Regions from separate parts of the Homo sapiens genome. Here region 1 is linked to region 2. Evidence: chromatin contacts called from ENCODE Hi-C data. All regions are on one chromosome and are shown on one strand. Each heading gives the region's core, a stretch centred on a gene start or an enhancer-like site at or near the end of the contact. The rest is flanking DNA. Distances are from core to core; before and after follow the strand shown.

What was found. Hi-C counts contacts between places; a loop is a spot of excess contacts on that map.
Region 1: a loop to region 2 is called in a map of Caco-2, with 4 times the contacts of the local background. The contact joins two enhancer-like sites. A Hi-C loop is called at or near these places in 6 of 168 maps with a recorded cell type or tissue (Caco-2, HepG2, Right ventricle myocardium inferior and 3 more).

What each region holds. Positions count from the first base shown.
Region 1 is chrX:2,470,905-2,475,765 of GRCh38, forward strand. All of the region lies in intron 1 of DHRSX (dehydrogenase/reductase X-linked), which reads right to left. Among named protein-coding and RNA genes, the nearest start is that of DHRSX, 28 kb to the right of the region's middle. Within about 2 kb of position 2,272, at least 3 of the 41 ENCODE cell types and tissues checked have a DNase peak (open chromatin) inside an H3K27ac peak, as active enhancers do.
Region 2 is chrX:2,409,246-2,414,499 of GRCh38, forward strand. All of the region lies in intron 2 of DHRSX (dehydrogenase/reductase X-linked), which reads right to left. Among named protein-coding and RNA genes, the nearest start is that of DHRSX, 89 kb to the right of the region's middle. Within about 2 kb of position 1,292, at least 2 of the 41 ENCODE cell types and tissues checked have a DNase peak (open chromatin) inside an H3K27ac peak, as active enhancers do.

The DNA.
Region 1 (4,861 bases), core at 1,022-3,521, 63 kb after region 2:
GTAAATTAGCTTGATTGTTAATATGTTAATTAGCTTCAATGTTAATATGTTAATTAGCCTGATTATTAATATGTTAGTTAATGTGATTGTTAATATGGTAACTAGCTTGATTTAATCATTGCATGATGTGTACGTGGATTAAAACATCACGTTGTACCTCATATACGTGTATACAATTACTTTTTTTAACGAAAAATGAATTTTCCAGAAAAATGACTCGCATTTCCAGGCAGAAAACAAAACAAGTCCCAGTTTCAAGGACAGCTGTGACATATTTAACAGTGTTTCCTCTTAATTCAACACCCTTTATATGACCATGACCCAAGGGGCTCCAAGTTGCCAAGGAAAGGATTCCAGTTATGTGCTCAAGGTGTATCCACACTGGGCTGGGCGCGGTCACGCCTGTCATCCCAGCGCTTTGGGAGGCCGAGGTGGGTGGATCACCTGAGGTCACGAGTTCGAGAGCAGCCTGAACAATAGGCTGAAACCCCTTCTCTACTAAAAATTCAAAAATTAGCCGGGTGTGGTGGCAGGCACCTGCAATCCCAGCTACTCAGGAGACTGAGGCAGAATTGCTCAAACCCGGGAGATGTTGGCTGCAGTGAGCCGAGATTGAGCCATTGCACTGCAGCCTGGGCAACAAGAGCAAAACTCCATCTCAAAAAAAAAAAAAGACATTTACGTTGAGATTTCTACACTGTGAAAAAAGATCTGCAATAGGGCATCAGGCACCCCAAAGATTCCCAATGCTATTAACCAATCAAATCTACTAGGAAATTGCAATTGCAATCACTCCACAGTTTCCCGGAAAGGTGAACACCCCTCCAGTAGGAAGCATTCAGTGTTTTCATGCACATCGCTTCATCCATTTCTCAAAACAACGCCATGTAAACTGGATAAACAAAGGGTGGTGCATATACACTATGGAATACTACATACCCATGAAAAAGAATGGGATTGGTTGGGTGTGGTGGCTCACACCTATAATCTCAGCACTTTGGGAGGCCGTGGAGGGCAGATTAACTGAGGTCAGGAGTTCAAAACCAGCCTGGGCAACATGGAGAAACCCCGTCTCTACTAAAAATACAAAATTAGCCGGGCGTGGTGGCATGTGTCTGTAATCTCAGTTACTCAGAAGGCTGAGGCAGGACAACTGCTTGAACCCGGGAGCTGGTGGTAGCGGTGAGCCGAGATCACACCATTGCACTCCAGCCTGGGCAACAAAAAGGAAACTGTCTCAAAAAAAAAAAAAAAATGGGATGATGTCCTTTGCAGGAACATGCACGGAGGTGGAGGCCATTATCCTTAGCAAACTTACACAGGAACAGAAAACCAAATACCACCTGTTCCCACTGATAAGTGACAGCTAAACATTGGGCACTGGTGGATATAAAGAAGGGAACAGCTGCAGGGGCCTGCTGGAGGGTGGAGGGTGGGACAAATGAGAGGATCAAAAAACTACCTATCAGATGGTAGTAGGCTTACTACCTGGTTGATGAATTAATCTGTACACTAAACCCCCAGGACATGCAATTTACCCGTGTAATGAACCTGCACACGTGCCCCTGAACCTGAAAGTTTAAAAAGTAGGCCAGGAGCAGTGATTCATAATCCCAGCACTTTGGGAGGCCAAGATGGGTGGATCACTTGAGGCCAGGAGTTCGAGACCACCCTGACCAATATGGTGAAACCCTGTCACTACTAAAAATACAAAATCAGCCGAGCATGGTGGCGCATGCCTATAATCTCAGCTACCTTACAGGCTGAGATGGGAGAATCCTTGGAACCCGGGAGACGGAGGTTGCAGTGAACCCAGATCATACCATTGCACTCCAGCCTGGGCGACAAGAGTGCAAATCATCTCAAAAATAAATAAATAAATAAAACACTACATGTGCTGCTATTGGGAATATTTTACTGAATTTTTTTTAAGTCCTTTAAAATGTTAGGGTAGTGTCTTAGGAAATCAGGGATTTCCAAAGGCAGGACTTCACGTTGCCAACATGAGTGTGAGAAGGATTCCTTTCAGTGTAGAAGGTGCTTGCCTGCTCTGTGCTTCCAGAAATCCCCGAGACTTAATAAGGCACCTGGCTCCGTCACTGATCAAAGAATGGGTACCACAACTTACTGTCCACTGCAAAGCTCCATGGCACCTAGCTCTAGCCAGTTTGTTCACAGCCGTGATTAAGGTGCCCACAGCATCCTCACCAGCCTCAGGAACGTGGCACAGTCAGCTCGCCACAGGGGTGACCCCAGAAACAAGAGACAGGACTGTTACAGGGACAACACGTGGGACGCCAAAAACCAGAAACAAGAGACAGGAATATTGTAACAGGGACAAAGTCCAGACCACACGGAAGGTGGATGACTCATTTGTCACAGGTGGAAACAGTTTATCTGCGAGTTTGAAACCAGGTGGATCAAGAATGAAAGGCGCCGCCAGGCGCGGGGGCTCACGCCTGTCATCCTAACATTTTGGGAGGCCGAGGCGGATGGATCACCTGAAGTCAGGAGTTCGAGACCAGCATGACCAACATGAAGAAAACCCATCTCTACTAAAAATATAAAATTAGCCGGGCGTGGTGGCACATGCCTGTATTCCCAGCTACTCAGGAGACTGAGGCAGGAGAATTGCTCGAACCTGGGAGGCAGGGGTTACAGTGAGCCGAGATCCCTCCACTGCACTCCAGCCTGGGTGACAGGGTGACAGAGCAAGACTCCGTCTCAAAAAAAAAAAAAAGAATGAAAGGTGCACAGAGGCAGCCAGGACACAAGCCCCTTCCACCCCGGGCCCCGGAAATGCACAGACCACCTTCTAAGGTTTCTCTCCTGTCATCCTCCCAAGTCTACACGAATATAGAGAAACACACTAGAAGTCTCTGATAGGATGGGGGCATCTCCAGAAATCCAAAGATTCAGGTTCTGAATCTCTGATCTGGGTGGGGCTGGGGAGCTGCAGTGCCAGAAAGATAATGAAGCCTTGGCTGTGATTCAGACCATTTCTTGGTATCAAGCGTGTAGGGGAAGAAGGATGCGGACAGGGCAGGAGAAGGAATGAATGCGGTCAGCACGGTGGCTGGAGGATGTCTGGGATGGCGAGGTGCAGAGAGGAGCAGGCTGGCTGCGTCTCTCACTGTGCCTGGGATGGGCGGTGACAGAGGAAAGGGATTCCACATGAGAGTCAGAGACACCCAATGAAGAAACAAAAGCAGCTTACAGGGTGGAAAGGACACAGACACAGACACTCAGAAGAATGTGGCCAAGGGATCGCCACCGTGTACGAACTGAAGACGTTTTCTAAGAATGTGGACAAGGGACTGCCACTCCGTATGCACTGAAGAGGTTCCCAAAGCATGTGGCCAAGGGACCATCGCCATGTACACAATCAAGACAATCCCTAAGCATGTGATTAAGGGACTGCCACCATGTACACACTGAAGATGTTCCCTAAGAATGGGGCCAAGGGACCACTGCCATGTACACACTGAAGACGTTCCCTAAGTATGTGGCTAAGGGACCGCCCCCATGTACGCACTGAAGACATTCCCTAAGAATGCAGCCAAAAGACGGCACTGAAGACGCTCCCTAAGAATGTGGCCAAGGGACCACAACGGTGTACACACTGAAGCCATTCCTTAAGCATGTGGCCCAAGGGACTGCCACGCTGTGCATACTGAAGACGATCCCTAAGCTTGTGGCTAAGGGACGGCGGCCATCTACACACCAAAGACGTTCCCTAACAATGAGGCCAAGGGACCACTGCTGTGCACACACTGAAGATGTTCCCTAAGTGTGTGGCTAAGGGACCTCTGCCATGTACACACTGAAGACGTTCCCTAAGAATGCAGCTAAAAGATGGCACTGAAGACGTTCCCTAAGCATGTGGCCAAGAGACTGCCACCATATACACACTGAAGACGTTCCCTAAGCTTGTGGCTAAGGGACCGCCGCCATGTACACACTTAAGACGTTCCCTAAGAATGCGGCCAAGGGACCGCCACCATGTACACACTGAAGACGTTCCCTAAAAATGCAGGGAAGGGACAGCACTAAAGATGTTCCCTAGGCATGTGGCCAAGGGAATGCACTGAAGATGTTCCCTAAGCATGCAGCCAAAGAACTGCCACCATGTATACACTGAAGACATTCCCTAGGAATGTGGGTGAGGGACTGCTACCATGTGCACACTGAAGATGTTCCCTAAGAATGCAACCAAGGGACCACTGCTGTGTGCAGTGAAGACACTCCCTAAGTATGTGGCTAAGGGACCTCCGCCATGTGCACACTGAAGACATTCCCTAAGAATGCAGCTGGCACTGAAGACGTTCCCCTAGGCATAATGACCAAGGGACCCCACTGTATACAACTGAAGACGTTCCCTAAGCATGTGGCTAAGGGACTGCCACCAAGAACACAATGAAGACGTTCCCTAAGCATGCGGCTAAGGGAATGCCGACATGTACACACTGAAGAGGTTCCCTAAGAATGCGACCAAGGGACCGCCACCATGTACACACTGAAGACAGTCCCTAAGCATGTGGCACAAGGGACCGCCGCCCTGTGCACACTGAAGATGTTCCCTAACCATGGGGCCAACAGACTGCCACCGTGTACACACTGAAGACATTCCCTAAGCATGTGGCTAAGGGACCGCCGCCAGGTACACAATGAAGATGTTCCCTAGGCATGTGGCCAAGGGATCACACTCACTGAAGACGTTCCCTAAGCATACAGCCAAGGGACTGCCACCGTGTACACACTGAACACGTTCCCTAAGAATGTGGTTAAGGGACCGCCGCCATGTACACACTGAAGATGTTCCCTAAGAATGTGGCCAAGGGAATGCACTGAAGACCTTCCC
Region 2 (5,254 bases), core at 42-2,541:
TCCTACTACGTGCTCAGGATTTCTTTCTGTTTCTTTTTTTTAATTCTACTTTAAGTTCTGGGGCACATGTGCGGAATGTGCAGGTTGGTTACATAGGTATACACGTGCCATGGCAGTTTGCTGCACCCATCAACCCATCATCTACATTAGGTATTTCTCCTAATGCTCTCCCTGCCCTGCCCCCTCAACCCCTCGACAGGCCCTGGTGTGGGATGTTCCCCTCCCTGTGTCCATGCGTTCTCATTGTTCAACTCCCACTTATGAAGGAGAACATGGGGTCTTTGGTTTTCTGTTCCTGCGTTAGTTGGCTGTGTGCTCAGGATTTCTTACTCCTCTCACTGCACTTCCGTAAAACTCTCCAAGTGAGGTTTCAGGAACACGCCTTTAGAAGGATGGAAAGAGGTGTTTTGCTTGTTATAGCTAAAATAAAGACTAGGAAATCCGGGGTGAAAGAATGTTAATTGGGTTTTTTTGTTTTGTTTTTTTGTTTTGTTTTTTTTTTGAGACAGAATCTTGCTCTGTTGCCCAGGCTGGAGTGCAGTGGTGCGATCTCAGCTCACTGCAACCTCCACCTCTCTGATTCAAGTGATTCTGCTGCCTCAGCCTCCTGAGTAGCTGGGATTAGAGGTGACTGCCACTATGCCCAGCTAATTTTTTCGTATCTTTAGTAGAGAGGGGGTTTCACCATGTTGGCAAGGCTGGTCTTGAACTCCTGATCTCAGGTGATCCTCCCGCCTCGGCCTCCACAGTGCTGGGATGACAGGTATGAGCCACCACACCCGGCCTGGTTTCTTTAATGTCTTAGGAAGTGAACATGCGTTGAACAGGAGACTATAGTTTGATGTTGTCTTCGTCATTTTTTCAAATGTCTTTGACCCGGGAGGTTGGATTTTAAGGTGTTTCTGAAGGGGCGGCTCTTTAGGGGAAAGGAGTTTGGCAAATTTTTCCTCCTTCAGCCTCATCCTTCATTAACCTGTTGGCAACATGTGGGATTAGCTGCTTTCCAGGGTGAGCCAAGCCCAAAACTCCCTTTCAGGGAGGGTCACGGAAAAAGTGTTGAGAGAAGGGAGATGAGAACTAGCAGGGGAAGCGCACAGGCTTGAACAAGAACGTCTTGGGTGCCCGGAGAGCTTCAAACAGCTGATCTGCAAGGAGCAGTTACCAAGGGGGTGGGGCCGGTCTATCTCCATCCTACCTGCACCCAGCCCGGGCCAGTGAGGTGTTCTGTAGTACAGCACCGTCCCCGGGTCTCCATGAAAATACATTACCAAATAATCCCTCTCTTTGGCATTCCTGAATACTGAGTCAACACGGCGTATTGAATTTACACACTCTAACACAAGGAAGAGACCATGCTGTTTGATATCCTATCATTGTATTCGGTATTCTTTCTTCTGTGTTAAGGCCATGGGCTCCCAAATTAACTATTAGAATGCACTTTTCAAAAAACAATGAAAATGTTTTCAGCAAAGAGTGAAAAAATATATAAAAGAGGAGAAGCAGTGAAACTTATGAAGTTGGAAATGTTTTTGGCTCCAGTGGGAGACGGCTAAGATAAATAGTGCAAAGTCCATCCTTTGGGGCAGAGTAAATGGAATATCTAAATTGTCACTTCCTTGAAGGAATTCAAAGTTGCAGACATCAGAAGACTGAAGCTGCAAAGGTAATTTGCACCTTTGACTTCCTTAAAGAAACAGAACATGATACCATTATTACATTTTTGCTTTGACAGTCCTTTGGCACTGAGGAGGCAGCAGGCATTTCAGGGAGGTGGGTTTCGACGGGAGGGAGAGGAAGAAATAGCCTGAAAGGTATATTCCATCTATAAATGTCCTATGCATCAAACACAAAACAAAAAAAGAAAGGATAAAAAAATTCAAAGTCAAGGTAACCTTTACACTGGGGACTTGTACATTCATGAGCTTATTTATGAAATCCCATGAACTTTTTAAATGTAAGCACTCATCCACTGCTGGGCTGCTCTGCCGTATCAGCCATCTCAAGATCAAAGGGTGCGGCCGGGTGCGGTGGCTCATGCCTGTAATCTCAGCCCTTTGGGATTTGGGAAGCCGAGGCAAGCGGATCACGAGGTCAGGAGTTCAAGACCAGCCTGGCCAACATGAGGAAACCCCATCTCTACTAAAAACACAAAAATTAGATGGGCATGGTGATGTGTGCCTGTAATCCCAGCTACTAGGGAAGCGGAGGCAGGAGAATTGCTTGAACCAGGACCCGGGAAGCAGAGGTTGCCATGAACTGAGATCACACCACTGCACTCCAGCCTGGGCGACAGAGCCCAACTCTGTCCCAAAAAAAAAAAAAAAAAAAAAAGTTAGCCAGACATGGTAGCAGGCACCTGTAATCCCAGCTACTCTGGAGGCTAAGGCAGAAGAATTGCTTGAACCCAGTAGGCAGAGGTTGCAGTGAGATGAGATTGCGCCACTGCACTCCAGCCTGGGCAACACAGCGAGACTCCATCTCAAAAAGAAAACAAAACAAAACAAAACAAAAAAAAACAAAGGGAAACATGCCGGAAGCTGGGACGAAGTAAGATGGGAGCCTCCACCTTCTCAAGAAAGACAAAAGTGACCAGAAAAAGCTGGGAGCATCAAAAAAAGCCAGGTGAAGTGATTATTTGGGAAGACCACCTTCATGGGCAGGCCATTTTCCATGGTGGCACCGTCAACGCTGGCATAGGACAGAAGCACCACACTGGAGGAATGGAGAAGGTGAGGTGGCACGTGCGGTATCTTCTTTGGCCAATGTCACCTTCAGCAATTGTCTCCTCAGACCTGGAGGGAGCTGCTTTAAGGAACTGGACGTGGGACATTTGGCCTCATATGCATTTGCTGGAGTGGTTCCTACATTTGCTGAGCAAGTACTGCATATGCAGAAACACCGCACACGTCCCAAACACAGTGCATCTGCCTTCTGCTTCATCCTTTGTATTTGGGGGGGCAGGGGAGGGCGTTACATGTTATATGTGCAATGGAAATTGGTATAGCCATTATGGAAAACAGTGGAGATGGGGTTTCACTATGTTGGCCAGGCTGGTCTTGAACGCCTGACCTCGGGTGACCCGTTTGCCTTTGCCTCCCAAAGTGCTGGGATGACAGACATGAGCCACTGCACCCGGCCTGGTTTTTTTCACATCTTAGGAAGTGAACGTGCTTGGACAGGAGACTATAGTTTGATGTTGTCGTCATTTTTTTCAAATGTCTTTGACCAGAAAGGTTGGATTTTAAGGTGTGTCTAAAGGGGTGGCCTTTTTTTTTTTAAGAGTTCCTCAAAAAATGATCATTATGCCTACCATAGGATCTAGCAATCTCACTCCTCTGTATAGATCCAAAGGAAATGAAATCAGCCCCTTATAGAGATATCTACACCCCCATGTTCGTTGCAGCATGATTCACAAGAGCCAAGATATGAAACCAACCTAAGTGTCCATCTAAGGATGGGTAGATAAATAAAATGTGGGATAGCTACACCATGGAATACCATTCAGTCTTTGAAAACCAGAGGACCCTATCCTGTGATACAACATGGATCAACCAGGAGTACATCATGTTAAGTAAAATAAGCCACATAAAACCAAATCCCACATGATCTCACCCATATGTAGAGTCTCCAGAAGTTGAACTCACAAGAAAAAGTATTATGATGATTATTGGCCAGGCGTGGTATCTCATGCCTGTAATCCCAGCACTTTGGGAGGCCAAGGCAGGTGGATCACAAGGTCAAGAGATCGAGACCATCCTGGCCAACCTGGCAAAAGCCTGTCTCTACTAAAAATACAAAAATTAGCCGGGTACGGTGGCATGCACCTGTAGTCCCAGCTACTCAGGAGGCTGAGGCAGGAGAATCGCTTGAACCCAGGAGGTGGAGGTTGCAGTGAGCCGAGATTGCGCCACTGCACTCCAGCCTGGTGACAGAGTGAGACTCCATCTCAAAAAAAAGAAAGAAAGAAAAGAAAAAGAATTATGGTGATTACCAGGTGCTAGGGGGGTGGGTTGCTGAGATTTTGTTCAAATGACACCAAATGTCAGTTTGACAGAAGGTATAAGTTCAAGAGATCTATTGTACTTAAGGTGACTAAATTAGTGACTATAATCTTGAACCTGACTATAATTAGTCACAGTGACTATAATTAATATTTGAAAATTGCAAAGAGAGTAGATTTTAAGTGTTTCCAAAAACACACACAAAAAGAAACATGTAAGGTAATGGATATGTGAATTAGCTTGAATTGGCCATTCCAGATGGAAACATATATCAAAACCACATTTTGTACACCATAAAAATATGTAACTTGTTTTTGTCTATTAAAATAAGTAAATAGATAATTAAATACAAGTTTAAATATTTTACACGTTTCACATGTACTATTCATGGACAATACAAAGTATATGTGGCACAAGTCATTTTTAAAAGACAGTTGCAATTTAGATAACCTAACCAACTAGACTTCCTGTGACCTACAAAACTAGATTTTATGATGACCAACGCAACTACACCTCATCATACTCTAACCCAACTAAATCTCATTAGGACTAACCAAAATACACCTCATCATAACTTAACCCAAATAGATCTGATTATACCCTAACCCAACTAGACCTCATCATGACCTAACCCAACTAAATCTCATTATAACCTAGCCCAAATAAACCTCAACATGACCTAATACAAACAGGTATCTTTATGACCAACCCAAATACACCTCATCATAACTTAACTGAATCTCATCACAACCAACGACACTAGACCTCATAACCTAACCAAACTAGACCTCATCATGACCTAATACAACTAGATCACATCATGACCAACTCAACTAGACCTCATCATGACCTGACACAGCTAAATCTCATTATAAACAAGCCCAACAAGAACTAATCATGACTGACTATGACTAGATTTCATCATGACCAACCCAACTACCTCATCGTGACCTAACTAACTCTCATCATGACCAACCCAACTATACCTCATCATAACTTAACCCAACTTAACTACATCATAACCTAACTCAACAAGACTTCATTATGACCTAATACAACTACATCTCATCAAGGCCAACAAAACTAGTCCTCATCATGACCTAACAAAATCTCATCATGACCAACCCAAATAGACCTCATCACAACCTTATCCAAGTAAATCTCCTCATACCCTAACCCAACTAGAACTCATCATGACCTAACCAAACTAGACTTCATCATAACCTAACCAAACTAGACCTCATCACGACCTA